Linked DNA regions of Mus musculus: regions 1, 2 and 4 are each linked to region 3. The links are chromatin loops, found by intact Hi-C in ENCODE. Cell type or tissue: heart. All regions are shown on one strand. Region 1 holds the start of Bud13 (BUD13 homolog). Region 2 overlaps Sik3 (SIK family kinase 3). Region 3 holds the start of Rnf214 (ring finger protein 214). Region 4 holds the start of Zpr1 (ZPR1 zinc finger).

Region 1 (8,000 bases), 380 kb before region 3:
TGTTGTTCTTTACAGATGGTTGTGAGCCACCATGTAGTTGCTGGGGATTGAACTCAGGACCTCTGGAAGAGTAGTCTATACTCTGAGCCATCTCTCCAGCCCCTTACCTGTTGTTCTTTGACATTTAGAGTGTGTGTGTGTGTGTGTGACAGTGATGGTGTATATATGTGATATGGCATGCATATGGAGGCCAGAGGACAACCTGCAGGAGTCAGTTCTCTCCCTCCGCTATGTGGGTTCAGGGGATGGAATTCAGGTTGTCAGGCTTGTCAAGTGCAGAGCCATGTCACTGCCCCCTACTGGCTTTTAAACTTAAAGGTATGGCTCAATGTTTGTGTGCTGTCAATTCACTCCATCACTGTCCACCTTTGGTAATATCAGTTTTTACAAAGGCACCCCCTTCCTTCTGCCAGACCTACTCTTCTCACTGTTAATCACGAATCTTATTTTCTTTGGGCCCTGTGTATTAGTCAGGGTTCTCTAGAGTCACAGAACTTATGGATAGTCTCTAGATAGTAAAGGAATTTATTGATGATTTACAGTCGGCAGCCCAATTCCCAACAATGGTTCAGTCGCAGCTATGAATGGAAGTCCAAGGATCTAGCAGCTACTCAGTCTCACGCAGCAAGCAGGCGAAGGAGCAAGAGCTAGAGCTAGACTCCCTTCTTCCAATGTCCTTATATTGTCTCCAGCAGAAGGTGTAGCCCAGATTAAAGGTGTGTTCCACCACACCTTTAATCCCAGATGAAAGGTGTAGCCCAGATTAAAGGTGTTTTCCTTAAACTGGGAGATTCAATCTTCTGGAATCCATAGCCACTATGGCTCAAGATCTCCAAACCAAGATCCAGATAAGGATCTCCAAGCCTCAAGATAAGGGTCACTGGTGAGCCTTCCAATTCCGGATTGTAGTTCATTCCAAATATTGTCAAGTTGACAACCAGGAATAGCCACTACACCCTGGTTTTTAATAACTTCCTTGGACCTATCTTTCTTGCTCACTGTCTCCTACTCCCAGAGTAGAAATACCTCTACACACTCTTAGAATGCTTTCATTTGTATTTATCAGCCCATATTCTCATTAAATTCTAAGTTCCAACAGCCAAGGGCTAAGGCATTCTCTTATTTATTCCCTTCTTCTTGTTGTTGTTCCCTATAGCTAGCTTCCAGCTCTCTATCCTCCAGCCCAGCCTCCCCTGTGCTGGGATTATAGACTTTTACCACCATATCCTGCTGACTAATACATTTTTTGTTCATCAAGGCTTCTTCAACACAACTGTCACAGGAGGTATTCAGCCCTCCACACCCATGGACTTCACAACTGCAAACTCAACCAGGGGAAAAGGAATGGCCAATGTATTAAACAGATAGACTTTCTTTAGTTACAATGGCCTATATAACGTAACTACTGGCATACTACCTAAGCTGTAGTGGGCTTTTAAGTAATTAATCTAAGGATGATTTAAAGAGGATGTGAATAGTTGACATGAAAATAGTGTATCATTTTGAGCTTCAGGAACCAGTGCCCCAATTACTGTAAGGTGGTGGCAAGCCAATAAATAAATGTGTGCCACACAGATGAACTGTGCTGCAAGGAGGAGGTTATTTGAAATGCCAGGAACACATGACACAGCTTTAATCACAACAACCATTTCAGACAAGTAGTAAGGGGCTGGGACTTCAGGCTCAGAGAGATGAACATCTCTCTCTTTTTTTTTTTTTTTTTTTTGGTTTTTTGAGACAGGGTTTCTCTGTGTAGCCCTGGCTGTCCTGGAACTCACTTTGTAGACCAGGCTGGCCTCAAACTCAGAAATCCGCCTGCCTCTGCCTCCCGAGTGCTGGGATTAAAGGCGTGTGCCACCACGCCCGGCTGAGATGAACATCTCTTGCCCTGGACCACTCAGGCTATAAGTAGCACAGCTAGGATTCTAATTCTAATCAGTATTGCTCCAAAGCTTAAACTTTCCCCCTGCATGCCATTGCCCCTTCTTCCAGGGACATCAGCCACACTGAATTCAACACCACCTTAACTGAATATAGGCTCATCTTAACTGGTAACACCACAAAGATTCCATCTATAAATGAGGTCATGCTCAAGCTCTAATGAAGAGAAGTGTGGAAATGAGGGACTAATTCGACCCAGTTCAATGGACCATACGGTAATAATACTGTTAGACCATGATACTGCCCCACAGAGAGGGTGAGCCACACTTTGTATCCTATCTAGTACTCTCTTTAAGCTGATAAGCATTTAGTAGACCTGGGGGTGGAGTGTGAGAATGGAATTAGCCCCCAGAGTTTCAACTTTCTATCCAAAATAGCACCTTCAGTAAGCTGCTAAACTTAGGGCTGCTGCTCTAAAGCCTACAAATACAGACATTTCCTTTTGTTCTGTAGGTTGATGTTGGATATCCTAACCCAACCTTTCCAGATTCCAGTGGCCAAGTTACTAATGGACATTTCATCTGAACTCTGTCTCAGCACATCTCTTTGCAATCTGGAAGTATAGTGTTTAATATAAATGTCTGCTCCATTACAATGTTCTGAAAGCTATATGGTCAACTATTTTAGAAAGAGGCCAGGCACAGGATGTGAACTGTTCCCATTTTAGTTGTTACTGTTAGTAGTAGATGTGAGTAATAGGATATGGGTCTTTGATTCCAGATCAGTTCCTGGCACTTTGGAACCCTCAGAAAGAGATTTTTGGATCTAGAAAGAAAGAAAGAAAGAAAGAAAGAAAGAAAGAAGAGGGAAGAGAAAAAGAAGAAGGAAAGAAAGAGAAGGGAAGGGAGAAAGAGAGAAATAAAGTGAGAAAGAAAAAGGTTTGAATCAGCTTTGCTATTCTTGGACACGACTTTCAATCTGTACATGGAACGACGTAAGCTACAAACGCGGGGAGAAAGTGAGTTAAGTTCTAGCTGCCTTTAACACAAGGAAGGCGCTGCTCAGAGGATGAGGTCTGAGCTGCCAGTGGCAGCTACAATCCCGCCCCGGGGCAGTGGAGCGGGGCCTGAGCTCGGGCCGGGGTCGGCAGCACCGCGCGGGCCAGGACGAGGAAGAGCTGCGGCCGAGGGCGCCACCGGGCAGCGCGACACCTCACCAGTCCACTCACCCCTTGCCGCCAGCGCCTCCAGGCTTCGGCCGTTTTTTGCGCCGCTTGCGACCGGCCTCGGGACCTCCTTCCAAGCCAGCATCTGTCCCAGACAAGTAACGCTTCAGATACTCAGCTTTGGTGAGTGGCGGAGCTGCCGCCATGGCAGCGGCGAGGGCGGGGCAACAGCTCGGCGTGGGGGACAAAATTCTTCAACGCGAAACGGTAGGGGTGGAGCCAGAAGCGGAAGCTTTAGGACGGGGACTTTTTGAACTGCTGGACTTAAAGACTTGAGCCTTAAGAGGCTCCAGGGGAGAGTGCGTGCATCTCGGGCTGGCTGTGCTTTTCCTGAGACGACGAATCGGTGCAACAGCCTGCAGCCCACGCTGTCTCAGCTGAGAAGCCACAGGCCGATGTAACATGATCCTACCCTGGCAGCATCAGCGCCAGAGTAAGGAAGAACACCTGTATGAATGGTGGGACTTACCATAGCTGTACCACTAGGGGCACATTCTTGAGCAGCGTTTTAATAATGGACGCTGTACCAAACGTTTCAATTTCAATCACTTTTATTGCTATAAATACCTTTTGGTGGGAAGTCTGCTGGAAGAGGCTTCCGGGTACCATTTAGGGGAAGTCAAACTTGTGACTATAAAAGTTTGATAGGTTTTTATCAAACCTGTACTGACCTTCTCACCTTTGATATGTCTTTCTAAAAAATGATATAAACTCTTCCCAGTGAAATGGATTCGTGGTCAGTGTGGCAAAGAAACCAGGAAGATTCTGGAGTTTCTTCTATAAAGGGTTAAGTGTTTTATGACTTCTCACTTAACCCTCACAATTTTTTTTTCTTTCATCCAGCACCGAGGATTAAACCCAAGGCCTTTTGCACATGGTATGCAGGAGTTCTATAGAACTACATCCCCACTCTTTTGAATGTTGAAGATCTAAATTGCCTAAGCTGCCCCTGAATTTGTTAGCCTTCCTCCTCAGCCTCTCAAGTGGCTGGACACCATGACCTACCCTTCAGTTTTATTAGCCTCCTTTATAGATAATAAGAACTTTCGGGTAAGTACAGGAACCCACACATCTTCATACTGCCTGGCTCTAATTTTTGCTAGCAGAGGCCAAACAAGGATGGTGCTGGTTATCCAGTTTGAATTCGTTTTGTCTTGAATCAGGGTTTTTCTGTGTAGCCCAGGCTGTCCTGGAACTTCCTCTGTAGACCAAATCGGCTTCAAACTCATAGAACCACCTGCCTCTGCTGGGATTAAAGGTGTGTGCCACCCTGCTTTTCCAGACTGCTTTAAGCTGCATGAGAACAGCTAGACTCCACACAGGTGTACCTGGCTCAGAGCAGACAGGATGGCCTATTGGAGTGAATCAAATGCTGCCTCTACAGCAGCCACCTCAAGAAAGATTTGCTTAGGAAACTAAACTGGTTTTTCCTTCCTCATTTCTTTTCATGAAGACGGACTCTCACTGCATGGCCCAAGCTGTCCTCAGTCTCCTCGGAGCTGAGTGTGACTCAGTGTGACCCAGCTTAGTCTAGCACATGGTAATCAGTAAGGACATGAACGCAGAGGCGGGTGTCGTTTAAAGGCCATCACTTTAATGTGGCGTCTTCACCTGTGCCTGCTCGGCCCCTCCGACATCCTTCCCTGCTGAGTCAGTACTTCACATGCCCAGAGCCAGCAGAAACTTGTATTTCACTTCCCCAGACTTCAAAGGTCCAGCACTGGAGGTCAGAGAGCTGACAGGCAAACGGTGATGGCAGACCGCCTGGTGTTTCTGGGATTCTTCTCACGCCGACTTTAAAACCTCCAAAAGAAGGTCAAGGAGCACAGTAGGGCTGCAGCTGCCTCGTCCGTCAGCTGCTAATCTTGGGTGCTTACATTTCTAACTCAAGTGGTAACCTCTTCACCATGGACGAGGGCTTGAGCACTCCTCGTCAGTTCCCCACAGTAACAGATAACCCTGCAGTGTGAGTGGCACTGTAGCTGGCCAGTGAGCTGGCCACTGCTACCGCTGTGGGGCCAGGCCCGCCTCATAGCCCTCTGTCTTCATGTCATTGAGCCCGAGCTCCTCATTTTGGTCAAAGGTGCGTTTGTACCGCTCGACCTTCATCTCTGGATCGTCTTCAGGTGCATACACATTCTGCAGGGCCAAGAGCAGACAGACGACGGTCAGCGCCTGTGCAGCCCGCCATCCCCTCCCACGGCTGACTCTCAACCTCCGAAGAAATGCACAGGATTTGCAGGGTCTCTAGAGCCCACGGCTACATTCTGCAAAAGTGTGTGTGTGTGTGTGTGTGTGTGTGTGTGTATGCTAGTATCAAACCCAAGCCCCTGTACATGCATACAAGTGTTTAACCCCCAGTTCTAAGTACTTTTATATATGGGCCTTCCTATAAAAAATGTAGCCAAAGTTGGTGATTGCTTATAATCTCAGCACTCTGGAGACTGAGGCAGAAAGATTACAAATTTAAAGCCAGCCAGGCTACATAACAAAGACTTGTCTCAAAAAAAAAAAAAAAGGTTTTGAGGGAGGGGGACCACAATGATCTTAATTATGTGAAAAACTAGGCCAGTTTTGCCAGGCCCATCAGTGCTCATTAATACTAAAGTAAGGAGGAGGCCCCAGGTTCAACACAATTTTGCTGCAGTTTGATATGGATCAATTGCCAGATGTTTGCTTGCCCGTTCAGCCAACACCTCTCGGCTTTCCTGTCCTGACCTCTGGCCAGGTTCCTATTGCTCCTTACTTCACAGTCAGATGCAGAATGGAAGCTCCAATGCTGAGGGTGAGAATAAGAACAAGACAAGCAGACCCAGGAAGAGGAGGTCCTACTTTCTTATATATTCACTCTGTACCTAGGGCCCTGAGCACGCTAGCCAGGTAAACAGTTACTCTTGGCTTTTTCTTCACATTATTGTATCTTAAGACAGTCTTGAAAATCGCACAGGCTGGTCTTAAACTTTCCATTTTCATGGCCTTCTGAGGACCTAAGATTGCAGCCCTGCACTAGGTCTTTGTTACACACACTTGGGAGTCCCACTATCACCACCTTCCCCTTTCTTCCTTACCTTCCAAGTCCTGCCCAAGGCCCCAATTGAAGACTTAACAAGGCTTTCCTTGTTAAGGGCTATCATGCAAATTCTATAAAGTTCCGAAAATATGTCTCCATAGAACCACCAGGAAGGCCTAACTTACCTGCAGATAACTGTTTCCTGCTGGATCATTCATGATAAAGTGGGCCTTCATCTTGCCCTCGATGATCTACAGGAGAGAGGAGGACTTAGCAGGTAACTCTTACAAAGATCCTGGAAGGAAGAGGCTATGGCTGCGAGACAAGAGCCAATCCAGTTTACAAAGTGCAGTTCCCAAAAGTTTAAAGAAAGGGAAATTAGGATTGCAGAAATGGCCTGGGTCCTCTTACCTGGCCCAACTTCTGGCTAAACTCCTGCAGTTTCTCTGACTGGTCAGGATTAGAGCTGTCGCCCAGTGTGAATGGGTTCTTGGTTACCTGTAGCACAACAGCTGGATTACTACAACACAGACTGTATGGGTCATTACGCTGAACCACAAACCAGGGGTGGGGAGCAGTGGACTCCCAGTGGGAGAAGCCTGCTCTCCATATCCCACAACGCCTTGCTCACTTAGGGGAGGGGAGGAAGGTGGCCCGAGAACAGGACAGGAGAAGATGTCTATGAGACTGCTTTGCCAAGAAGGAAACTGGCAGTAGGGACTGGAATCCAGTAGCGTTCTTACAGTATCTAATCCCAATATGGAAAAGAAATGCAATGTACAATTCACAAAGAAAAGCCAGGCAGTTACTTGGCCTGCAGTGCCAGCACATGGAAGGCTGAGGCCGAGAGGTGGCAGGTGTGTGTGTGTGTGTGTGTGTGTGTGTGTGTGTGGAGTGACCTCAAGGCTAGCCTCAATTATATCGCAAAGCCATCTCTCAAATAAATAAAATAAACACATTTATAAGATCTAATATAATTTTGCACTACTGTTTAGGAAATACCGACAAGAAAAGTCTCCACATATTCACTACAGATGTCAAAAAGACCCCCTTCTATTTTGTAATGAGGTAAATGACTTAAGATCACAAAATAACTACACTGGCCCACTGCTAGCCTTGAGAATTTCCATTAAAAATTCCTATAACTGCTGGACAGTGGTGGCGCACACCTTTAATCTCAGCACTTGGGAGGCAGAGGCAGGTGGATTTCTGAGTTCAAGGCCAGCTTGGTCTACAGAGTGAGTTCCAGGACAGTCAGGGCTACACAGAGAAACCCTGTCTCGAAAAACCAAACCAAACCAAACAAACAAACAAAATCCTATAACTAATTTCTCTTCCTTCTCTTCATAATTAATACTCAAATCTCTTGAATGAGCTTTTTTTTTTTTTTTTTTTTTTGTTTTTCAAGACAGGGTTTCTCTGTGTAGCCCTGGCTGTCCTGGAACTTACTTTGTAGACCAGGCTGGCCTTGAACTCAGAAATCCACCTGCCTCTGCCTCCCTAGTGCTGGGATTATACTCGTGCGCCACCACGCCCGGCTTAAACCAGCTTTAAGGCAAAGAAATCCCCAGTTATAAGTGACAAAACAGAATTTGGTTTTGGTAGGAGGCATTTGGGATAGGGTCTCAGGCTGTCCTCAAATCCTGTCTTCTTGCCCCAGCTTCTCAAGTGCCATCATACCCGGACAAACAATGTTACCCCTTCCCACTGCCAAACTGCTAACAGAAGCGATGCAGCACACTCTGCACTCACCAGTTCTCGGATGTCTTTCAGCAGTCCTTCTAGAGTGGTGAACTTGCCCCCAAGTACAGCCATTCCCAGTTCAAACTCAAGCTCTGGGATTTCCACACTACAGGTCTCAGACTATAAGACAACAGGTCAAAT
Region 2 (8,000 bases), 280 kb before region 3:
TGTCGATCGCACAGCAGGCTGTAGATTGCACTATAGTGGTCATAGGCATCTGACCTTAATGACTACCAATAGAGAAAGGGAGAGTGAGACTCGGAGGTGGCGCCTCACTGACACACCAGACACAACCGGCACAGCACAAAGCAGCTCCTTCCTTCCCTCTCAGGTCCAGGAAGGGCAAAGGAAGAGGGAAAGGGAGGAAAGCAGGAACACCCACGAGCTCAGGAAGGGGACACTGCAGGAAAGGCAGGCAAGAGGAAGGGCCGCTTATCTCACTGCTCTGCACTCCTTCTTAGGTACCTGAAGTGTGCGCTCCTTGTCCAGCCCCATGTCTTCCATAGCCAAGAGGACATCATCGTTGAGGGGGTCCGACTGCCTTTCCTCCTTCAGTTGCTGGCACTCCGCTATTAACTGTAATATAATACAGTTATAGAGGCAAGCCGTCAGACCCCAGTTAACTACATCAACACGGCATGGGATACACATTGACAAAGCTGTTCTATGCCCCACTGCTGCAGATTCTGTGGGTGTCATACGAAGTCTAAGCAAGACAGTTCTGGCAATCAGCTATGGGCTGACAAAACCCTCAGGGCTGCTTCCTGAGCTCCTGGGGTACGAGAGTGATCATAATGGGGTGCAGCAGTATGTGACAGAAGCTGTTGAAGGGAGCGCACTCAAGACAAGAAAGGCACTCTGGTGGCAGTGACCTGCAGAACTGGGAGTATGCTGTCTCAGAAGTCAAAAGCAAACTATGATTTCTGTGGTAATGCCCAGTATCACTGTCTCCACAGCCTTGCTGGATCCCGCGGCTCCCTGTGAATTCACCTGCCACTGGTCTTAGCCAGCAGCTGGTTCCTACTGCTCATCTCTTTAGGTCCTAGGCAGATCACAACCACTGAAGAAGAGAAGGAGTTAATCAGGAGTTCCCTGAGGCAAGGGTCCGGCTTACCCTGTCAAAGTTGGGGTCTGCATCTCCGAGCTTCATCCACTTGTGCCTGCAGATCTGTTCCATTGAGAGGCGCTTATTTGGATCTAACACCAGCATGTGGCGGATCAAGTGCTCACACTCTGCAACAGACAAACAGCTGTCCTCAGTCTAGTGGGGGGTCTGGGGGGCTGGTAGAGCTGATAGGGCTAGATGTAAGAGCAGTAGGTAGAGTCTCGGCTCCCTGTTTTAGTTCTGTTTCTCTTCTGCCTTCAACTCACACTCCAGGTTATCCTGGAGAGAGAGTTCCAAAACAGAAGCCTATATTCTGATTTCAAAGCCACCCACTTTACAAAAGCTCTCATGTGTAAACTGGGAGCTCTGATGACCATGCTGGAGCAACAGTCATAGGGAAGGCGGCAGACAGTGATGAGGCCGCGTTGCGCACGTATTCACAGCGCTTTACAACTGCTACCTCAGCCCCACCACAAACCTAAGAGCAGTTTGTGAACATCCTTCCCACTTTAGAAATGGCCCAGGTTCAGCCCAGAGGCCACAGTCAGATCCAAACCAATAGTCTGGATGTCTACCTGGGTGTGTGCGTGTGTGTCAGGACCATTTGTCTATGTGAACAAGGATGGGTGTGTGCATGTGTGTCAGGGTCATTTGTCTATGTGAACAAGGATGGAGGTCAGAGGTAACGCTACGATGGCTTCCTTAATTGTTTCCACTATATACTTTTTGAGACAGTGACTCACATAAGCCTGAAGCTCCACTATATGAGCTGGCTGGTGAACCCGAGATCTTCGCATCCTGACCCTCAGTGTTGGGATTTCGGGTGTGTACCACCATGTCTACTTTTGCATGGGTGCTAGGGATCCAAACACAGCAATGTAAGCAGTTTACCCCAAGAATTTACCCCTAACCCCTGACCTGGTGCCGTTAACCACAATCCTACAGAGCCAAAGGGTCCATCCCAAGCCGTCGCTGCTGGCTGAGACAGCCAGAAAAGGTTCCCAAGCGGGCTTCCTGCCTCTGTCTGTCTTAGTCTCCACTGGCATTTTTCTAAGGCTAAGGCTAACATCACCACTTTAATAACTCTACAGTTTCTTCTCATGACCCTCAAAATGAAAATGTTAAGTCCTGGGCCTAAAAAGTTCCTGTCTGATTTCCCACAGTGAAGTTCTCTTAGCTGTCTGGCCTCCATGCTTAGTCCTCTAGTTGAAATGGAAACTCCACAGGCCTTCTCATGGAGGGCTGCCTGTCATGCGGGTAAGAGTTTAACTGTCTGGGGGTGGGTGGGTAAGGGGGACTTTTGGTATAGCATTGGAAATGTAAATGAGCTAAATACCTAATAAAAAATGGAAAAAAAAAAAAAAAAAAAAAAAAAAAAAAAAAAGAGTTTAACTGTCACTTCCTCAGAAACTCATCTCTGACCTCTGACATGAAAACAGGCTCGGTTACGCTTCACTGTGTCACGTGACTTTTCTTTACATGAATTATTTAAGGACTTCTCTTGTTCGTATTTGTGCTTGCTGACACAATCTCTGCGACAATGCAAGGCATGTGTCCTTTTTACTGCAATATGGAATATCCAATACCAAAAATGATCATTATATCTAATGGGAACTGAATGTATGAATATTTATTGAATATTCATCTTAACCAAGTAAGACTGTATCGTGAAGATGCTTTTTATTTCACTTAGTCTTCATAACAATCCTAGATCAGGTACTATAAAGATGCACATTTATAAATGAACAAACAAGACTTTGAAATGTTAAAACATTCAGCTACCATAAGGATATGCTATTGACTGTCCTATAATGCATCATCAGGCGGATATACATTCTAGTCATCTATTTTTTTCCAGAACAAATTCAACTCTGCAATTTCTACACCACTTATAGTAGCATCATTATCATGAAATATACACTCAGAGTCATTTAAAAGAATTACTCTTAATTTTTAATGTAAAATCCAAAACAGATGCTAAATAAAAACATTGATTTGTTTTTACTTTGTGAGTAAAGGTATATTCAAGTACAGTTCCTATCTCAAAGACCATGGCATCTCCATTCTAAAATTATGTCTACAGTAGCAAGGGTAGACACAGCAGTGAAGCATCTATGACATACATGTCTGTCATCACAGAAAGAAAGACAAAAAGACAGAAAGACAGAAAGAAGGAAGGAAGGAAGGAAGGAAGGAAGGAAGGAAGGAAGGAAGGAAAGAAAAGGAAAAGGAAAGGAAAGGAAAAGAAAAGAAAAGAAAAGAAAAGAAAAGAAAAGAAAAGAAAAGAAAAGAAAAGAAAAGAAAAGAAAAGAAAAGAAAAGAGAAGAAGAAAGAAAAAAGTTGTTCTTAATTCACAAAGTTGAGTACACAGAGGCCGGTTAAGCTTTTGAAGTTGTAACATTGTTGTTCAAGCCTCTAGATGGCAGTCCACTCTTTTCCTTTGGTCTTTCTGCACAAAATTTCATGTAAGACATTAGGGGGCCAAGGCCAAAAAATGTCTGTAACAGGCTTGCTTTAAAACAAAGAGTTCTTCTCCTAGGCAATTTCTTTAAACAACAACAAACAAACAAAATAACCTGTCATAAGTCCCAGTGCAAATCTCAACTCCAGGCTTCTGAAACTTCTTCTCAGTCATCCTTAACAGATTTTATCCTAAGAGACCCTGAAAGTCTCACTACAAAAAAAAAAAACAAAAAACAAAAAACAAAAAAACCACAAGGAATTATGAAATTATGTACACAAACTTGTATTAATCTTTGATTGTTCAAGGAGCCAAAGAGTTTTCATAGCTTCCCCAGATTAGGGACTCTGTTTTGTGTCGGTGGCACAAGGGCAAGCACTGATCCTAGCTGTCACATGGAGCAGAAACTGGCCGACGGTCAGAAGCTAACACATTTCATCTGCTGCAGAGGGTGAAACATGGCCGAACTCAGCATCAAGCCACGTTTTCTCAGTATCATATAGCTCATAAAATTGAATTCAGGCGAGCTCTGGACACGTTATTCTACACAAAATATGGAAAGGATGTGAAAATGAAGGCAATGACCGTCTTCAAACCTACAACCACAGGATACTCAAGTGAGCAGACGGAGAAGGAAGCAGAGCAGAGGGAACCTGTCGGCTCTTCAGGACGCCCCAGCAAAGTGGCTCCTCACTGACCCTTCCCAGAGGGTCACAGCTACTTATTTTACAGATCACTCTTCTGCATAACAAGGGGACATAAGGAACTCCTTGGTCACCTACCCCCAATTCTCAAAACTCTGTGACAGTGATAAAGGAATGGTCTGTGTATGATGTAGTAATCTCATTTTCACTAGAAATGCGTCACATGGTAGTCTCCTGCTGTCACTCACAGACTCACAGACTCATGTTTGAAGAATGGGAAGCTTCCAAGACAGCAATTGCACCTTTCAGAACAGCATCAATGTCCAAACATGAGCCAGGTCCTCCCAAATGGCAGGCGCATCAGTGACTGATAAACCTTGCTGACAGCTGTAGCACCGTCCTCAGAGGCTAGCTGTGGAGGTGTATTCCTAGAGCCTCAGTACCTAGGGGCCCAGACAGGAGGTCATCAAGGCCAAGTGCGTGCTCAATATTGTTCCCAAACCAAAAGCAACAGACCTGGAGAACAATGGCTTCTGCCTGTTCACTTGGAGGCTGACTACCATGGAAATACCTAAGAAGTCACAACAGAACAGTCATTCCCACCCTTCAAGCTGGAGTTGCCAGAAAACCATTATTTTACTAAAGATTTAGGTGTGCTGCTGTATGGGGTCAAAACCAGAGAGACGGAAATGAAATGTCAGTAGAGTGATTCCTGCAGAGACATTCCTGCCCATATTATCATGGTTGGCTATGGTGTGGTAGGCAGAGTACTACGTCCTGTAAAGCCTCAACCTATACAGGACACCTATTATAATCTACATTTTTTAAGAAATTAAAACTGAGACATTAAGAAACTTAGGCAGATACTAAACAGTAGAGTCTGTTTATTTTTATTGTTGTCCTTTCTTTGTTTTTTTGAGATAAGCCAGACTCAGGTTAATCCTAAACTCATGGTCCTCCTGCCTCAGTCTTCTAAGCATTTGGATTTCTGGGGGTGGTTTATTTTATTATTATTGTGTGTGCACACACACATGCATGCATACATGGCCTATGTGTAGAGGTCAGAGGCTAACTTTGTGAATTCAATTCATTCTCTTCCACCTTTAAGGGAGGATGGACTGGTTAGTGGTCCAGGAAACAAACTTGGGTTAGCAGGCTTGTGTAGTTAGGGCCTTTATCCACTGAACTACCTCACCAGCCCCCCTAGAGAATTCTTAATCTAAACACTACCTTTAAAAATACATTATTAGAAGCTGGACGTGGTGGCACACCCTTTTAATCTCAGCACTCGGAAGGCAAAGGCAGGTAGATCTCTGAGGTCAAGGCCAGTCTGGTCTACAGAGTGAGTTCCAGGACAGTTTGGGCTACACAGAAGCCTTGCCTCAACAAACAAACAAACAAACAAACAAACAATGACCATTTTTAGTGTTTGAGGTAGCACCCAGCATAGCTTTAGAAAAACAAATCCAAACAATTCTCGCATCCAGCTGATGACGTGCTGTGTGAGCTCCAAAGGCTGTTGCGGCACTATTCACCTACAAGCAGGTTCCAAACGAAGCAGTAGAGGGCATGCTCACAACTACTAATGAGATGACAAGGACTGTGAGGTGGGCTGACAGCGAGTGTGTGCGAGACTGGGAGCAAGAGAACATGGAAAGGTGTGTGTGTGTGTGTGTGTGTGTGTGTGTGTGTGTGTGTGTGTGCGCGCGCATGTGTGAGGAGTGTGTGTGTGTGTACCCGTGTTCACCTGCTAATGAGGTCAGTGGCTAAGATGAACAGTCCTACTGAAGCCTGAGCTCTGGTGATTGTGGGGGATGGATGAGACAGGCGTTGCAAATCAAGGAATCATACAAGGAGAACTGAGCTCTGTGGGACTGGATGCCAGCATCTCTGGGCTGACCCCATGAAGGAAAGCCTGCCATCCCTGAACCTTTCAAGTAGTGCCATCATAAAGCTCTGCTCCGGGGTCTGTGCAGAGGAACAGTCTCAAAGAAACGACGTGCCAGGTCCCTGCACGCGCACAGCTTCTTTGAGCTGGTGGAAAGAGAAGCCATCTGTTTGCCAGAGGGCATTGTAAGAGTGTAAGAAACAATTACCCAGAAACCCATGCTTCCTCTAAGTGTGTACAAGAAGGTGTTTGGTCTAGTTTCTCTTAGTCTTTCCAGTCAACAAGGCATATGCTCAATACATATGTTTAAATACATATGGGATTCTCAAGTGTTCAGCACCAAAGTCTATATTTTGGACAATTTTAGCATGCTTCCCATCAATGTTTACTCCTTAGTTATAGATTGCTTTTATAGCAATCCAAATTTTAGACAGCTCTATTTTTCTAAATCTCAAAATCCAAAATGGGAACAAAAATTAACCGGCAGTCCAATCTCTAAAACATCCCTTTCTGTGGATAATGAACAACTTTCAGAACTTCAAACAGTTAAACTGCATGTCAGAATTGGATGCAAGCTGGCACACTGCTGTCAGCTTCTGTTACTCGCAAGCTCTGACCAGGTCAGGGATCAAAACAGGAGAGCTGGCTGCGCAGATGGAGAGGGGCTGTGAGGAGCCTCTGCACAGAGAGCTACATGGCTTTAGGAGTCTGGTGCTTTGCGCTCCAGGCCTTCAGATGTTTGTGACTCAGTGTCTCAGTAATGCTGACTACTTTTTCCAGAAAGAAAACCGCAAATAAAACATTCTCATATCCTCTCAGATTCCCTCCTGGCTTGGTCTCTCAGTCTCTTCCCCTCCCAGTCTTTGAAACTACTTCTCACTATATAGCCCAGGCTGGCACTAGTTTGCTCTCATCCCTCCAGCTGATGGGGCTGTAGACATGCACCATCAAACCTGGCTCTGCCACTTTTCTCTATAAACAGAAAATAAAGTTTGTCATCATCTCTATACAGATAATGAAAAGTTAAATCTATTCTTAAAATAGCATTGTGTTTTGGTTTTTAACCAAGACAGCTTTGGTAAGAGGTTGGCTGGAGCTAGAAATCTCCCAGAGTCTAAAGTATGTGCTATTAATTAAGAAGTTTTAAAAATGTGTATTTAAGCTCTAGTGTAGGTGGGCATGGGGCAGGGGCAGTCTTGGTAAGTGAACTTAAGCCCCCAGGCCTTGTGGCAAGTGCCTTTACCTGCACTGCCATCTCGTGGCCTCCTATTAATGCTTTCTTTGATATCCTCTCCAGGACTCTCCAAATACTCTGAAAACCTTACCAGGTATCTATTTACGAGAACTAACTGTAACTGAGAATGGTTAGGAACTCTCTGGGGTCAGAGGGCTAAGGTTCAAAGGTTAGTTCTAGCATTTTCTAAGTGAGCATCTCTTATCCTTGCTATGCCTTCATTTTTATACCAATCAAACAACCCAGCATTCAGCATATCTCACGGGATAGTTAGAGCCTGCTGAGAACTAAGTAGTTAAATCAACTGTGCCTAGTGCACAGGAACCCAAAGTTAGTTATCACCCAACCTCTGGAATCAAGCTTCTTCTACTTGGAGTTTTCTTTATTCTTCTATAAAGGCTTTCCATAAATCAGAAAACAGTTTGCTTGAAAGGTATAGTTATAACTGGAACACTATCAAGGACCTTCATCCCTGGCTTTCTAGAAACTTAGATAAACTCATGGGACTAGGGCGAGGCCTGATTCACTCGGATGAGGTCTAGCTTTGTTTTGTCTTAAAATGGGTCTCATAGACCCCAGGTTGCCCTTGAAACTTACATATAGTTGAGGGTGACTTGTGATTCTCTTGCCTCTGCCTTCCAAGTGCTGGGATTACAGGTGTGGCACCACACCCAGCTCTCTGGTTTGAGATGTGTTCCCAGGTGGATAGACACCAAAGCACCACAGGTTTTTCTCCCTGGATGGAGAGCAGACCTCCAAAGACGTGCCTCTGCACTTATAGCTCGGGCAAGTGACGCCCATTCCCACTCTTGCTCCTCTCCACAAAGTGCTTTCGC
Region 3 (8,000 bases):
CTTCAGGCCACTCACGTAGTTGGGTGCGATGTCCTGGACGGTGTGTTCCACTCCGTCATCCACCACCACCACTGTCACCCCACGCCCAGTTACATTTCGCTCCCACACACCTGTCACATTGATGTCTCTTCCTGGGCTCCGCCGATTATTCTGTAGAAGACAGAAATCAACCGACATACAGCTCAGTCCAGAGAGACAAGTTAAAGCTACCCCTTTCCTTGGCTTTTATTAAAGAGCCAAACAGAGGCTACAGACCAACAGGTTAGTGGGGAACAGAGTCCAGATGGGCACATGAGAGTCCTGTCCCTCCGATCGATTCTTGGTCTCACTTGTAGGCAACTCAAGGACAAAGTGGTAGCTAGGGCTAATTGGTAATTATTATGCAGTAAAGTTTGCAATCAGCCAATACACAACAGGGTTCCCCATGAGTAAGACACTTTTCTAAATGCTTCACATATACACTTACTTGTTTTAACAGTAACTCCATGAAATATGCACTGCTACAACCTCCATTTTACAAGTGGGGCACAGAGGGGTATAGTTCAGCCAAAGGTACATGCTAGAAAGTGGAAGGCTAGAACAGGAGTGCAGTAGACTAGCTGCAGTTGAGTGCATACACCCTCAGCACTGCCCTGCTCTTCACAGCAGACAGGGAAGGTATGGACTAAGAGCAAACTATATTCCCAATCCACAGACATGCCCCCTTCAGTATAAGTACAGGGGAGTGGGAGAAAGCCTCAGTCAAAAGCACACTAGAGAAGGCCCTGTCTATCTGAGGCTGTACTTACCAGGTGCCACTGTTGAGGGTACTTGGGATCATTGAAGTGGATACTGCGCTTGGCCCTCTTCAGCAGCGTTTGCTCCGAGTGCCAGCGCACAGCTTCATGCCTGGCTAACACAGCCTCTGCCTGTTGCCGCATGGCCTCCACCTCCATGGCTTGCCTATGCCCAGTAGGCTGGACAAAGAGGTAGTGCCCCTGGAGTTCTCCAATGCGCCCAGCATTCACAAGCCCTGCTGCCTGGGCCACAGCATCGGCCTGTTGCGTCAGACTCTCTTCCTTCCTCTCACCTTCTAGGCTGTCCAGATGTACGGCCCAGCTCAGCCCCCCTGTGCCCAAGATGTCAAGCCCACCTGCCTCTGATAGGCCCATGACCTGGGGAACCAGAAAGAAGATGGCTAATTCCAGCCAGAGGCAGATGGGCAGGCCCAGGTGGGCATCCAAGTGTGGGACTTTCTGCCTCCCTTTCGGCATCAGAACAGCAGGCTGCAAACAAAGGAAAAAGAATCAGCAAAAAAAGGCCAGCAGCTATAGGAAACTCAGAGAGTGACTAGGTCCATCAGTGTGTTCCCCTTGGGAAGCCCAACACGCCTCTTTCAAGTGGTTAGTCACTTGATATTCATAGTCTCTTTCCCTCCCCTACCAAGTACATTTGTCCCTAAGCAAAATGTTAACCCCCAGGTAGAGTATGAGCCAGGGCTAACCCCAGTGGATGACTCCTACAGCACAATGGCCCATCCCTTGGTGCCCCCAATAGCCTGGCATCATCCAGGTGCTTGCTTTGGGCTGCTCATTCAGTTACTCCAAGTACATATCACTCCCATGACTGACAACATCAGGACCCCTCCTCCTCCTCCTCCTTCTCTTCCTCCTTCTTTTTTAAAAACATGATCTCACTATGTAGCTCTCTCTGGCTGTCCTGGAACTCACTATGTAGACCATCAGGCTGGCCTCAAATTCACTGAGATCCACCAGTGTCTACCTGGGATTACAGGCATGAGCCATCACACCCAGCTCTATCTCCCTCTTATTTACAGACAACATAAGTCTTTTTCCCAGTGGACTTCTATCTCCCATTGTGGAGCCATTCCTACCTGGGCTCTCTGTGAAGTTTAGGTCCTGGCCTGGGTAACCATACCACACTCATCTTGTGAAAATGGAGGGAGATGTCACCTTCACTGTGAGCAGTGAGTGTCGACTGGGAACACAGCTGCAGACCTGTGGACCCCAAGTACAGAAACAACAACAAAAAGGTGTCCCACTAAAGCCAGCAAAGCAGAAACTAAAGTGAAGGCCAGGCCTGACCAGTGACCAGTGTTAAATGTCATTTCCAGGGATCTAAAACAGGCCACAGACTAGGAGACATTCATCACAATAAGGCCACACCAATACAGAACCCAGATACCCCACTTCTTAACCTATCATGTTATTTTCATTTGCTTCTTTAAGGGCTTAGCAAGACCTAACTGTCAATCAGGGAGAAAGCCAGATAATGGAAATAAAATGTAGTATAAGTGCATGTGGGTAACTGGGAGAGAGGAAATGACTGGCAAGAAGGACTAAGGAGCTGGCCCCGTCTCACCAAGTTGGATTTTCAGTGAGGGCACAGGCTCCAGCCCTGTCTTCAACCACTCAAAGGGGAAAAAACCCCACCAAATTAGAACTTTCGAGCAACTGTGGGGGCAGGAACAAGGCACATGTGGGGTCTTGAGCTCATTTAAAACTCACTACTGTCTACCAAGCCCACACTGCAGCAGTCTTGGTGTCCAGACATACACTTGGATGGTACCGACTTAAAACATTCTGGAAAGACTGTTTTACCAAAGACTCCTTGGACCTCCCTTCCTCTGTATACCAGGCTGGCCTGGAACTCAAGAGAGCCAGCCTGCTTCCGCTTCCAGAGTGCTGGGATAACAAAGGTGTGTGCCACCAACATCCGGCTTAAACAAGCTTTCTTTATATAATAAAGGTTGGCTGAGAACTCTTGCTTCCACCCCTTTACTGCTGTTATTATAGGTGTGGGCCACCATGTCCTTAAGTTCCATGGCATATTTCCTATTACATTCTTCCTGCCCCTGGGGCTGCTTCAATTTGGCCCAAGATACCCAGGTGTCTTCCCTAGTCTGCATATAAGTAAATCCAAAGTCTGGTTTGATAGCAGCCATCCACTCAGGCAGGCTCCTACAATCTCTGTAGGTTCCAACAGAGATTTCTGGAAGAGAAACCGAGTTTTGTTTTTGTTTTGTTTTGTTTGTTTGTTTGTTTTTTTCTCCCTGTGGTCCAGAGGCACAGCAGCACTTATTCTCAGACCTCTGAGCAAGAAATCTTAAGCACTTTCTGAAAATAGACTCCCATCACCCTCAACTAAGGTAGACGGGCACCTTTCCTGCTCAAGATTCTGCTCTTAAACCACCGTCCTTCAAGCCCCGCCTCCCCACTCACAGGAACCAGGGTCTGTACAGAGTGAGTTTTCTGATGCCCCCACTCCCACGCGGACTCAGCTGCTCCGTGCAATGTGCCTCTCTCTCCTTAGGACCGATGCTGTCCGGAACCTACGACCCGGAGACCCGGTCCCTCTGGGGTCGCCCACGCCAGGACCCAAGGTGCCCTCAGCGAAGGACCTCCTCCGCAGACGCCGACCAGCCCCGGTCCATGGTCCCCCGTATATCCGAGGTCCAGCCTCCACTACATTTCTTCCCGACTCACCCACAGCCTCTGTTGCTACTGTCGCTGCTGCTGCTGCCGCCGCAGCCCCCACCCTACGGAAACTCTCGGCTTCCCCGGAGCCGGAGGCGCCACTGACAGCGACATCACTTCCGCCCGGCGCCGCAGCCAATCAGCGGCTGGGCCTGCGGCCTCTTGACCAGCGGGCCGAGCTCCGGGCGCTCCGCCGACAGCTTCTGTCACAGGCCCGTGAGGGCTGTGGGAGTTCCGGCGCCTCGAATCCTCGTGTCCTCCGCCACAGGACCCCCTCCGCCACAGGGCCCTCGTCCTTCATGGCGTCCTCTGTAAGGACCATCCCGGTTCCGACCTCTAAACACCCCTCGCGGCTCTTCTCCGTCGGACTGCCATAGCCTTGACTCTTCCCCATAAACTCCTCAGAGAGGCTCTCGCCTCCATCCGGCCGCCGTCTCTCTGGCCCGCGTGTCCCTCGGGCTCCGCTTGGGTCTCAGGGCTGGTCCCCTCAGCGGCTCCGTTGTCCGGTCGCTGTCCGCGCCTGCCGCCAGAGGGCGCCGTCGGTGGCGGCCGCTCACCCCGCGGGTTCCGCTCCTCTCGCCGCCCCGGCCTCGCCCCCTTGCGCTCGCGCCGCCGGAAGTGGGAGGTGCCGCGCGCGGGCCAGCGCTCGACCCCTCCCCCAGGCTTGGCCGCCCCCTCCCCCGCTCCGCCCGCTCAGGTGCGTCCCTTCCCTCCCCCCCGCTTGGCTCCCCGGGGGCGCGGCGCGGGAGGTGTGTGCGGGGCGGCGCGCGCGGGTCGGGACGGCGGGACTAGGGGGGCGCGGCGGAGGAGGAGGGGGCGGCGGGGAGGGGGCGGCGGGGACAGGGGCGGGAGCCCGGCCTGGGAGTGGGACGGGAGCTGGCGGCCGGTGAGGACGGAGGGGAAGGGGTGGAGGTGGCGCTGGCCAGTGCCAAGGGCCAGCGTAGCGGCAGCTCCCTGTGAAGAGTGGCGGTGACCACCCGGCGCAGCTTCCCCCCATTGTCCCCTTCTGCGTCGCCGCCTGACTGGTGACCATCACTGCCTTGCGGGATTCCCTTGGGCACACTGGGCTCTTGAGCCAGATGTGCGACCCCACCCCCCATCCCTCTCGTTTGGGGCTCTAGCTGCGGAGTTTCACGTATGACCCTTGCCCTAAGGTTTTCGTTTACTGGGCATCGGTGACCCAGACCTTGTTCCCTGTTGGAGGCAATGATCTCGACCCTATTGTAGGCAGACTGATTGCATCCGAGATGCAATAATGGCGTTTCAGGGCCCATTTTCACCTAGGAGCTTTTTATTATGAGAGGAAACTGAGGCACTGAGCTGTGACTATTGATTCAGCCCGACTCGGTATCTGCTCTTGTGCATTCTTCTGGGTTCAGAGATATTCTATTCATGGGATGCTGTCAAAATAAAAGCAGGAATGGGAACTAATCCTACTTTTACCACCTAGTTTTTCTTGTTACCATAGAAGGCCGAGTTTATTTTGCAGCAAAAAAGATGCTCTTAAAAATAAAAATGTAAAAAACCGTCTTCTTGGGTTCCCTTACTTGAGTTACCATGTTTTTCAACATCTCCCTTTTCTCCTGGAGTAACTGAGTAGTAGCCTGTGACTCAATGGTAACTTGTTAGTGGGGCGTTGGCAGATACCAGACATTCCCATCTGTAGGAAAGGAATACTGTCAGGCTAAAAGACACCCCACAGAGATGGTCCGGGGTGACTTGTTCTTGGAAACACCTCACATAAACCCTATCACTTAAATTAATAGAGAATGCTTTGACTGCAACAGCCAAAAGGGATTTAAACATATTATTGAATCTTGGCCAAAAAGGTCAACTTTAATAAATGGAGGTAGGTATGTGGACCATTCAGAAAATTCTTATCAGATTATCGTCTGTTTGGAATGACTGCATTTCTGTCCAGAACAAAAGTAGTCTGCCTTATGTTTATGTGTATGACAGCGCCTGAGGGCAGTGCTGACTGGGACTTATGGCCGGAAGTGGCTCTTTTATTGCCCTCCTGCAGAATACTCTTTCTTAGGTGTTTGGAGGAACTGACACAGTGGGCATTATGCAGAGGAAAGCTTTCAGCTTTGTCACCTGTGTCCTTTGGTTTGTTTCTGAATGTCCAGAGTGCAGATGGCGGCCTCTGAGGTAGCTGGCCTTGGGGCCGGTACCCCGAGTCCTTCGGAATCTTCTGCTTTGTGTGCATCCAAGTCCGATGAATCTCTCCCAGATGGCCTAAGGTAACTTGCAGACTCTTGAGGAGAAAGCTTACTTGGGTAAGGGGCTTTTGGGATGGGCTTCTGAGCATCTCTTCTTTCCTCTTTGGAGGTCTAGTGACATTTCTGCAGATTAAGGGTTTTTTCCCTCCTTCAGATTAATTTTTCTTTTTAAGTAGAGACTGCTTGGTTTTTGTACGGTATCCTACATGTCAACTGATACCTAGGTAGGCATGCTAGGTTAAGACAGTTATCAACACATCATAAATGTATATATTTCCTTGATTTATCCTATACCAACTCTTTGTTCATTTAACTATTCTTGTGTGTCATGCTCTTTTTTTTTTCTTGTTTTAGACAAGGTCTCCCTTTGTAGCTCTGGCTGGCCTAGAATTCACTGTGTAGACCAGGCTTAACTCAAACTCAGAGCCATCCACCTCTGTTTCCTGATTACTGGGATTAAAGGGATAAACTACTATGTGTGTCCATACTCTTGTCTTTACAAATGATCATTTATTATATATTATGTGTGATGGGGTGGGGAGGTGTGTGTACATTTGGAGGCCAAGAGGACAGCTTTGTGGAGTTGCTACTTTCCTATTATGTGGGTTCTTGGCATCAAACTCACGTTACCAAGTATTTGTGGAAAAACCTTTTTCTCCCGAGCCATTTACTGATTTACAAGATACTTGGTTATATAGGTAGATATACAAAATACCAACATAATCACATATGTGTATCTATTCATATTTATATCTGTTAATATATCTTAATGCTTACTGCTTCATATATATTATGCCTTTAATTAAAATGTATTCTTTTTTCTTCCATCCACATTCGTTTTATTATATGAATTAATTTATTTTTTCTTCCTGAGACAGGGTCTCACTATGTAGCTCTGGTTGACCTGGAGCTGACTGTGTAGACAAGGCTGACCTTAAACTTACAGAGATCCATCTGATTCTGCCTCTCAAGTGTTTACATTTAGTGTTTGTGTGTAACATACATGTCACAGTTTTCATGCGACGATCAAGAAAATCTGGCAGAATTGGTTCTCGTCTCTCACCAGGGGAATCCCAAGTCAGGTGGTGAGGCTTGGTCAGCTAGTGCCTTTACATGCTGAGCCATTTCACTAGCTTCAAGACTCTTTGTTGCTGTTCGTTTTTGAGACAGAGTCTCTTGTAGCTCAGGCTGGCCTCAAATTCACTTTGTAGCCAAGTGTGTGGGGTACCACACTTAGCTTTTTCCTCCAAAGTCTTGAAAGCAGGAGTTGTAATTACCTAGCTTTGCCTCTTAAGACTGTCTAATACACTGTTATGTGCAATATTGAATTAAATTGACTAGGGGATCTGGGACCTAATATAATAGGTAACACTGTACCAACAGCTGTGTGTACATTAACACATTCAACCCTCATGCAAGTCCCAGAAGGCAGGTATTAATGTTCCTATAACAGGTGAGGAAACAGACAGAGAAGTTAGTGACTTGCCCAAAGTTACAAAACTGTGTTGGAGTCAGGATTTGAACTCATGAACTCTGACGTAAGAGTCAATAGATATTTGTTTTTAAAAAGAGATATTTGAGTCAGGCATGATGGAACATACCTGTAGCACCAGCACTTCTGGGTCCAAGACAGGGGAATGTGAAGTTCAAGGTCATATTCAGTTACTCTAGTTCAAAGCCAGTCTGAATTACATGTGACTTTGTCACTAAATAAGTAAACAAATGAATGAACAAAATATAAGAGGTACTTGTTAGTGAATGAGCAATAGGGGAAATGCAAGCCTACCATAAACTTGGATATTTCTGCTTTATTAACTTTCTAATAAGAGCAGCCATGCCCTACCAGTAGTAGTAACAGCAGCTAACAGCAGGTTATTGAGTGATCTCTCTGTTAGGTGGACAGCACTGTTTATACTTTAGAAATGAAATAGCTTATCTAGATGTTAGTAAATTGTAGAGTTTGGAGTTAAGCCTGGGTATGGTATTTGACCAGGTTTATAATTAAGTTCCCTGTCCCCATTCCACAGTTGGCTTTCAAGAAGAATTGCTGAATGTTTGCTGGGGGAGGGAAACATTTTGTTCTAGTGGCCTTGCTCCTCCTGTAAATAACCCTTCATCCAAGCTCCTGTATTAACTTTAATTAAACTTGCTGGTCCCCTAAAGAAAATAAATAAAAATTAGCTGGGCTGTGGTGGTGAACATCTTTAATCCCAGTACTTGGGATGCAGAGGCAGGTGGATCTGTGAGTTTGAGGCCAGGTTGGTCTACAGAGTGAGTTTTAGGACAGCCTAGTCTACACAGA
Region 4 (8,000 bases), 370 kb before region 3:
CAAGGAAAAGCAAAGCCAAGTCCCACACAAACAGATGCAGGACCCAAGAGTACAATAAACGGGCCTGTGCTCACAAACACGGAGACCTGGCCACACTCAGAAGCCAGGTATGCAGTATGTAGCTTCATTAAAGGTTCATCCTCACCACTGAGGATAAAGCACTGGCTTTCCCTGAAGGGAAGGCTCCCGTCTGTAATATAACGTTCATGCCCGAGTCAGCTGAAGAGCAACCCAATTGCCTGCTGAAAGATACGGACAAGCTTCATGTTGGTCTGAGCCGGAGCGTTGCACTCTGGGCAGTTAGTGTTGAACTGGAGCACCTAGGACATAATATAGGGGCACAGACTGAGCATCCCCACCCCTTCGAGCTGAAGACATCCCGCAGGTGGTCACCCATGTGAGCTGTGATGGTGACACACTGGACATTCGTCAGTCTCTACCCACAACTCCACTATGGTCTTCAAAGGGAGCCAGCACCACTCACTTCGTTTCTAAGGTCTTCCTCTTCCGCCTTCTCCTCTGGTGCTTCTGCCTGAAAGAACAGAGGCCCAAACCACAAGTTGGCAGATAGACCTCAGCCTACAGTAGAGCCCTGCCCTACTTAAAGAGGGAGAGAATGCCTTTGTTCCCTGTAAGGTACCAAAGGACACCTCAAAGGACAGATGGATAGAGAAGCCAAAGCAAATCCCCAGACAAGAGAAAGACGGGGCTCAAGGCTGGGTTCCTGTGACTGACACCTGCTTTGTGAGCGTGATAAAAGGCCGAGACAGGATGCATTGGATGATGGTGGCAGCAATAGCAAAGTGACTTCAGTGACTTCAGGACCCAGAACACAGGGCAGCCCCAGAGCATCCCTCTGACTTAATCAGTCCACTTACTTGGAGCCCCAGCATCTCAGCTTGCTGTGGGGTTCGGTCATAGTATGTGATCACCAAGGCATTATCTTTCTGGGGAGCATGTGGGTTTTCTACAAAGCTGTTTCCCGAGGGATCATCAATGACCTGACAAATAAGAGAGGAGAGAGTAAGATAAACCATATATAACTTCCATCCAGCGCCAGAACACACTAGAAAAATCCTGCTCCACTTTTTTATCTTTAGGTTGGGCTTCAGCATAGCCTAGCCTGGCCTATACCGTGCTATGAAGTCAAGGATGAGTCCAAACTCTTGATCTTCTTACCTCTTCCACTTGCCAAGCTCCATGGTTACCAGCATCAGTCAGTGCCAAGGGATGCTCGCCTCCTCCTTACACTGAAAGTGGCTGCAGTAGCCCAGTACTTACCAGTGTGAAAGGGGAAGCCATTTGCTTTAGGTCCTTCAGTTTGCCAATGAACTCATCAATTCTCTCTGCGATGGCACCTTCCACTGCCTGTCAGGAACAGGATGAAAACTGCAGACTTGGCAGTACACCCCACACCCCAACCCTCCAACAGCCATATCCCTCCAGTCAGATCCTTAACATCCACTTAGACTGGGAGCACAGGGACCTGAATTTTATAGTGAGACACAAGAAGCTCATCTGAAGTTTATAAACGATGCTGGGGGTTAGGAGGCGGGCTTATTTTCTTATTTATTATTCCACTGCACTGTAACTTCGTCTCAGTGGGGAACTGTTGTAACAGTGGGGAACTGTTGCTTCTGGCTCACAAAGGTATCTGCCATCACATTTACATCTTACATCACACGGGCACATAACACATAATTAAAAAGAAATTCCTTTAAAAATCCAAAATTCTGTTATGCCTCTCTAGCCAGTTAGAGACAGACAGCAGCAATGTGCAATGACATTATTTCTATAATAACAAGTACAGATATAAAAGAATCCTCAGGAAGCTGTAGAGAAGCCGAAGACTCTTCAAGATAATGTGACATTATCTGAAGTGCAGGAGGGCACACCGAGACGTGGGCTGGGGACAGCACAACATGGAGAACTAGCTCCTTTATGTGCTCAATCAAAAAGTTCCCCAACATTTGGTCTGATACAGTTTGACTCATCCCTACTCACCCGTCGTGTGGGCTGATCCTGTTCCAGGCCAGAGATCGCACGGCTGATGAGTCCTTCAACAGTGGTCAGAGCTTGTGGTAAATGAAACATGAGACAAGTGAGTGCTGACGTGCTATCACTTGTCTGTGTGACCCTCAACACTTTCCCTGAACTCTGCAGGCCTCCTTCTCCTCATCTATAAAGCTCTAAACTAAGCACACCGTGGTCTGTCTCACTACTGGACTCTTAAGAGATTTAATTAGACGGGCAGTGGTGGTGCAGGCCTTTGATCCCAGCACTTGGGAGGCAGAGGCAGGCAGATTTCCGAGTTTGAGGCCAGCCTAGTCTACAGAGTGAGTTCCAGGACAGCCAGGGCTACATAGGGAAACCCTAAAAACCAACAAAACAAAACAAAACAAAACAAAAGAGAGAGAGAGATTAACTATAACTTTTTACTCACATTAAAACATGAAAATCCACTATAATTAAATGACCAAACACAAGCCACTAGGCGTGACCTGGACCAGGCTTTGAAAGAAAATAGGAAACATCTCAGCTTGTGAACAGCTCACACACCTCACACACCTGATCTTAAAACTCACCTCCCTTCTGGCTGAAGGCTGGAATCTCAAAATCCAGCTCGGGGATCCTTGTGGTGGCAGAGTCTGTCTTTACCACTTCTCTGTTCATGTCCTGGACAGAAAGCAAACCGTTCTAGCTAAAGAGGTCAGCAATAAAGCTTGGGAAATAACCAGACCATCTCTCCATCAGATGCCAACCCAGATCTTTCTTCTTCCCGCCTTCCATTCAGAAGAGTCCAAACTACTTCAGGATAGTACACATGGTGTCAGCCTGACTACCCAGAAGGTAAGAACACCACCCACAAAGCCCAGCTCTTCCACATAAATCCCATCACTCCCACAAAATTCGCAAAGCACGTTCACCACTCAAAGCAGCAGAACCGAGGCCAGCACCACCGACACCACTGTCAAAGGACGACACTAAGGGCTTGGGACAGGTCTGGTGAAGGGCTGATGGTCCGATTGGGGGCTCTGACCCCCAGTGCGCTCTCTGAAACCGTGGGGGTACCTTCTCTGGTCTGCGCTCACCTCTTGGCTTCTCACGGTCAAGGTGTAGCGCACTCCCTGGTCCTGGATCCTGCCTGCAGACTGGATCTCCGTGTTGTTCCAGCCACAGTGTTCGCAGGAAAAGGAGCTCACGATGATTTCTCTAAAGAAGGGGATCTTGGTGAGCAGAAGTCGCGTCGTGCCCTAGGGAAGCAGAAGCGGCGTTGGGGAGAATGACTTCAGCTTGTTTACACCCTGTACGCCAGAGCTGCCTCTGGGTGCACGGCTGGGTGGTTCCCCGGGCTCAGACTCACGTTCCGGTAACAGTTCATGCACAGTGACTCGATCTCGGTGGGCTGTTGCTCCTCATCCTCGGCGCTGAGGGGCCGGAACAAAGGCCCGGTGGCTGGTGACGCAGCCGCAGCGGGCGAGGGCCCGACGGCGGCCCCCGGGTGTCCCGGCTGCACAGCCCCGCTGGCAGACATCTCCCCACGCGTTGCTCCCGCGGCGGCTTCCGGCTTCCGCGGCCCCTGCGACCTCACTTCCTCCAGCCCCTGTTCCCGCCCCTTCTTAAAGAGGCCGCAGACCCTGCGTTTCCTAGGTCAGTCTCTGACAAAGACTTCCGGTTCCTAGACTGCACTTCCGTAACTAGAGAAGACCCACACTGGGCTGGAGAGATGGCTCATCGGGTAAGAGCACTGACTGCTCTTCCAAAGATCCTGAGTTCAAATCCCAACAATCACATGTTGGCTCACAACCATTCATAATGGGGTCTGACGCCCTCTTCTGGTGTGTCTGAAGACAGCTACTCGTGAGTAGCTCGCTAGTTGTGGCTTCTCTATACGGGTAGCCTGTTTGTCCCCAGGACTCCAGGTCTATGTAAAATGCCCCGGTTGCTTTGGAATCGCCTAGGCTGTGCCCCCACGGGCTGGTGAGATGGCTCAGTGGGTAAGAGCACCCGACTGGTCTTCCAAAGGTCCAAAGTTCCGAGTTCAAATCCCAACAACCACATGGTGGCTCACAACCATCGGTAAGGAGATCTGACTCCCTCTTCTGGAGTGTCTGAAGACAGCTACAGTATAGTTACATATAATAAATAAAATAAATAATTAAAAAAAAAAAACTGTGGCCAGACCTTGCCTGGGTCCCCTCTCCTGTTATCTAGCTTCTCCCCTCCCTGACTCTCTTTCCCCCAGCTCCTCACTTCTGTCCTTTTAAACACCGCCCCTAACTCTAAATACACTGCTCTTCTTTTTACTCATTTTTCTCATTCCCCCCACCGCATTCGCTGTCTTAATCTCTCCTTGTTTCCTAACAAAACACCCTACTTTATCGGGTTTTTTCAAATTTCCTTTCTAGCGCTTCCTCTCTAAGTCTTGGACCACAACCCAGTCACATGGCTGACACTGACTCTATCTACAGGATTGAGGGTAACAAGGGTGTGGTTGCGTGGAGTGCAGCTTCACAGAGGATCTGTAGTGGGGAGGTATCGAGCATCCTGTGCAGAGAAGGCTGAGCTGGGAAGAAAGGGTGCTGAGCTGGGCTTTCCTTCCCCGCCCCTGTCTTGTTTCACTGGTCCCTGGCGATCTTTGATATCTGAGTGAGTGTGTATACGAAAGAGAGTTAAGAGTTCTTAGGTCTCCGAGCATGTTGTTAACCCTAGTACTTAGGAGACAGAGGCAAGTTGATCTCTATTAATGTGAGGCTAACCTGATCTACATAATGTATTCCAGGCCAGCAAATACTCTGTAGTGAGATCTGTCTCAAAGAGAGAGTTTTTATCAATCCCAAGAAGAGAGTCAAGCAGGCATGAGGAATCTGGAACATGGGACCAAGGGTAAGGGGATCCTTCAGGGATTTCAGGGAGAGCATGTTTCCCCATTACACACTCCATCACATGTTCTCTGCATCATGCTCTCCTCCTGCTCCCTTCCAACAAAAGCTCTCATGACAGCCCTGGGGAGACAGGAGTTCCTCTCCGTGGACCAACTGTAACAGCCAGCACCAGGCTGCGAGAATTAATCCACGCTGTCCTGTGATCCGTAGACTGTGGAACAAGACAGCCTCCTCCCCACCCAACCCCATCAAATGTGACAGCCATTGTCTAGCCAGGAGTCCTACGGCAGAACTCGCCCAGAGTGGACCAAGAATGGAAAAGAGACAGAAAGAGCAAGTGAGGGGTACAAGTGGATGGTGGGTGTGTTCTGAGACAGAGGGGAAACAATTGCTCTCAGACATGGTCCAATGAGAGTCACGCCAGACCAACAACGTTCCATCACGAGCATCTATTTCATTCCAACCAAAAGTCAGTTCCACCCTGAGAGTCAGGAGGTAGGGACTGTATGATGAGGAAGGCACACAGTTTGTTCTGTACAGGATTTTTTTAGAAGCCCTCCTTCATCGTGTGGATGGCTCAGTTCCTTATCTGGATTCAGAGTTCTCTAAGGAAATAGGGGCTCTGCCCGGTCCCATCACTGGACCCACCAGCAGGACCACTGGCAGGGACGTACACACTCCATCACATGTTCTCTGCATCATGCTCTCCTCCTGCTCCCTTCCAACAAAAGCTCTCATGACAACCCTGGGGAGACAGGAGTTCCTCTCCATGGACCAACTGTAACAGCCAGCACCAGGCTGCGAGAATTAACAGGAGCCCAACTCCAGGTTGTAGTGGCATGGGTTTCCAGCACGGTCAAGCACTGGCTTGCGGTCAGTCACCCCACACACCATCTCCCACTCCTGTCACCTCACTCTTGCTACTTAGGATTGCCAAATGAGTACCAGAAGCTGGGTTTGCAAAGCCTACTGAGTGTAATGCCCCTGAGTAGGGGAGTTGAGGAGGCTGGGTAGGTTGGGACAGCAGCACCTTTGGTGGTGTGCAGGACCCTCCACCCTCTGCCTAATAGACCATGCTAGCGGCTCAGGGTCCAGACAATGAGCTGGAGGGTTAACCGGAGTGACCCTCAGGGTCACTCAAATGACTATGACCCTGGTCTTGAAGGCCATAGGCAATATCTTCCCACAGGTCGTCCAGTCGGCTCTGCAGTCTGCTCAGGGCCTTATTACTGTCTGAGTGTCCCAGCTCAGGAGCGAAGGCGCTGTGGCTAGGCGGGGGTGGGGCTAGCTGGTGCTGAATTTCCTCTGTCTCCTGGTCAATGGCCTGAGTAAATGCAGCAATCTGCAGGTAGGTGTCATGCCGAAAAGCCTGCAGTCTCTGGCGGACCTCCTCGGAGAGAGCCTGAGGGTCCAGGGAATCTCCATCTTCCGCCCCATCTGTGCTGACGCGGATGAAGGCACTGAGCTCATCGCGCAGCTGGTCCAGGTTGCGTTGGATGCTGGTGTGCAGGTCCTTCGCCTTACGTGTGAGTTTGTGGGACAGAGTCTGCACGCAGCGACTGAGTCGCGCGGGGCTGGCAGCTGCGTGAGGAGCGACACTGCGGTGCAGCTCCTGCACGTGGTGCCCAATTCCAGTCACCAAGCGTTCTGCGTAAGGGTGGAAGAGCTCTTTGACTCGGTCGGTATGGTGCAGCACTCGACTCTGCATGTCCTGCAGCAGGTTCAGCGCCTCGTCCACGCCCCCCAGGAGCTGAGCCTTGGTGTCTTCTCCCACCACGCGCAGCTGCTCCTGCAGCTCCTGCACACTCAGGCCCACCTGCTCCATCAGCTCCGCCGTGTAGGGTTTCAACTGCTGCCTCAGGCCCTCCAAGTTCCAGCCTACCTGCTGGTGCTTCGCAGCCATGTAGGGCTCCAGGCGCGAGCTCACTTCCCCCAGCTCCTGCTGCAGCTGTTTCCGAATGCCTTCTGGGTCCTGGGCCAGCAGAGGAGGCTCCTTCCCAGGCCCTCTCAAGGGTCCCAGCTTTTCTAGGTAATTGTTCATATTGTAGAGGTCTTGCTCGAAGCTGCCTTTCAGGTTCCTGGAGAAGGAGAAAGACAGAGAATCAGGCCATTAGACTGCTAGCATTGAAATCTCCCTTTCCCCAAAGCTGTGGGACACTAATATTTTGCAGAAGCCAGGACAGGAGGAGTGGCCCCAGAGCCTGGTCTTTAGTCCTGACCCCAGCCAACTTCATTGTTACATTCAGAACACAAAATGGCATTCGGTCTTACAATACCATCCAAGAAGGTGTCACACACACACGCCAAGATTCACACCATCTTGTCATTCTGTGGCATGCTAATCTCAGGTGCCATGGGCAGGAGAAACTTGGACAAGAGGGTGCCCAAGATGACTGAGGTGTGTTTGGTTCTATAGGCAGGGCTGGTTCCTTCAGCTTCCATGTTAACCACAGAGCCAAGGGATCATCCCACAGTAGGGCTGTCTCGTGCCCTCAGCACAGCCTTGCCCAGGCTACTTACTCCTGTGCCAGCTTCTGTGGCTGGCCCATCACGCCTTTGCTCCAACTGTTTTGGCTGAAGTAGTCCCAGAGGCTCTTCCGTGCCTGAGTGCTTGCGAACACTGCAGAGGAAGATGAGACAGTTAAGGGCCAGGCCCCTCAGCCCATCCTCCATCCCAAACCCACACTGCAGTGGGCCAGAAGACCCACCTGCGAGGAGGGCGAGGGCCCAAGTGATGACTGCAGCCATGCTTTCCACGATGGCCCCTGAGAAGGAAGGTAGATGAAGGCTTGATCAGGAGGAGAGGCAAAGCCAGGGACTAGATCTAGGAAGCCTGGTCTAGGGGGTGCCTGCCCCAAATCCCGATAACCCTTCCCCAGTGTGTAGGTAACATCATGTCAAAAGCTCCAGAGAACTGAACTAGGCACTTGCGGGGACTGGGGGTGGGGGAGTGAGGCAGGAGGGAAGAGATGACTTCCTCAGACAACAGGGTTGGATTGCTCCTTACCTCGGTCACAAAGTAGGGAACCTGGAACTCAGGCTGCCCTAGAGAGATGACCCACCCACCTCAATGCAATCTAGCTCCCTCGTTTGCCTGTCTTCCTGCCTCCGAGC

What was found. Peaks named below come from ENCODE experiments on the same cell type or tissue, not always from the same donor. Only the 100,000 strongest peaks of a DNase experiment are listed, where the experiment ranks them.
Region 1: a loop joins it to region 3, with 3 times the contacts of the local background. A loop is called at or near these places in 4 of 42 quality-filtered maps.
Region 2: a loop joins it to region 3, with 2.7 times the contacts of the local background. A loop is called at or near these places in 4 of 42 quality-filtered maps.
Region 4: a loop joins it to region 3, with 2.7 times the contacts of the local background. A loop is called at or near these places in 4 of 42 quality-filtered maps.

Annotation. Positions count from the first base shown.
Region 1 is chr9:46,278,283-46,286,282 of GRCm38, reverse strand. It overlaps Zpr1 (ZPR1 zinc finger), which reads right to left. Exons shown (of 14, transcript NM_011752.2): 11 at 7,869-7,979; 12 at 6,528-6,614; 13 at 6,302-6,367; 14 at 3,640-5,245. The coding sequence ends at 5,111. It overlaps Bud13 (BUD13 homolog), which reads right to left and starts at 3,271. Exons shown (of 10, transcript NM_146000.2): 1 at 3,110-3,271. The coding sequence starts at 3,252. In heart, a CTCF peak has its summit at 3,591; a DNase peak (open chromatin) is centred at 3,262; H3K4me3 peaks cover 2,112 bases; H3K27ac peaks cover 1,206 bases.
Region 2 is chr9:46,187,228-46,195,227 of GRCm38, reverse strand. Sik3 (SIK family kinase 3) reads right to left here. Exons shown (of 25, transcript NM_027498.3): 7 at 947-1,065; 8 at 298-408; 9 at 1-62. Among named protein-coding and RNA genes, the nearest start is that of Apoa1, 37 kb to the left of the region's middle. In heart, a CTCF peak has its summit at 3,358 (motif pointing right); a DNase peak (open chromatin) is centred at 3,807.
Region 3 is chr9:45,902,525-45,910,524 of GRCm38, reverse strand. Rnf214 (ring finger protein 214) reads left to right here and starts at 3,614. Exons shown (of 14, transcript NM_178709.5): 1 at 3,614-4,173; 2 at 5,606-5,719. The coding sequence starts at 5,613. Pcsk7 (proprotein convertase subtilisin/kexin type 7) reads right to left here and starts at 3,956. Exons shown (of 17, transcript NM_008794.2): 1 at 3,486-3,956; 2 at 1,874-1,997; 3 at 789-1,265; 4 at 16-150. The coding sequence starts at 1,253. In heart, CTCF peaks have their summits at 3,758 and 3,970 (motif pointing right); DNase peaks (open chromatin) are centred at 3,614 and 4,024; H3K4me3 peaks cover 2,933 bases; H3K27ac peaks cover 2,153 bases.
Region 4 is chr9:46,268,732-46,276,731 of GRCm38, reverse strand. Apoa5 (apolipoprotein A-V) reads right to left here. Exons shown (of 4, transcript NM_080434.4): 2 at 7,595-7,651; 3 at 7,407-7,506; 4 at 4,811-6,964. The coding sequence starts at 7,634. The coding sequence ends at 5,998. It overlaps Zpr1 (ZPR1 zinc finger), which reads right to left and starts at 3,668. Exons shown (of 14, transcript NM_011752.2): 1 at 3,365-3,668; 2 at 3,093-3,254; 3 at 2,586-2,676; 4 at 2,005-2,075; 5 at 1,282-1,368; 6 at 879-1,001; 7 at 485-532; 8 at 254-320. The coding sequence starts at 3,535. In heart, a CTCF peak has its summit at 3,840 (motif pointing left); DNase peaks (open chromatin) are centred at 3,031, 3,611 and 4,521; H3K4me3 peaks cover 2,847 bases; H3K27ac peaks cover 1,207 bases; H3K27me3 peaks cover 2,860 bases.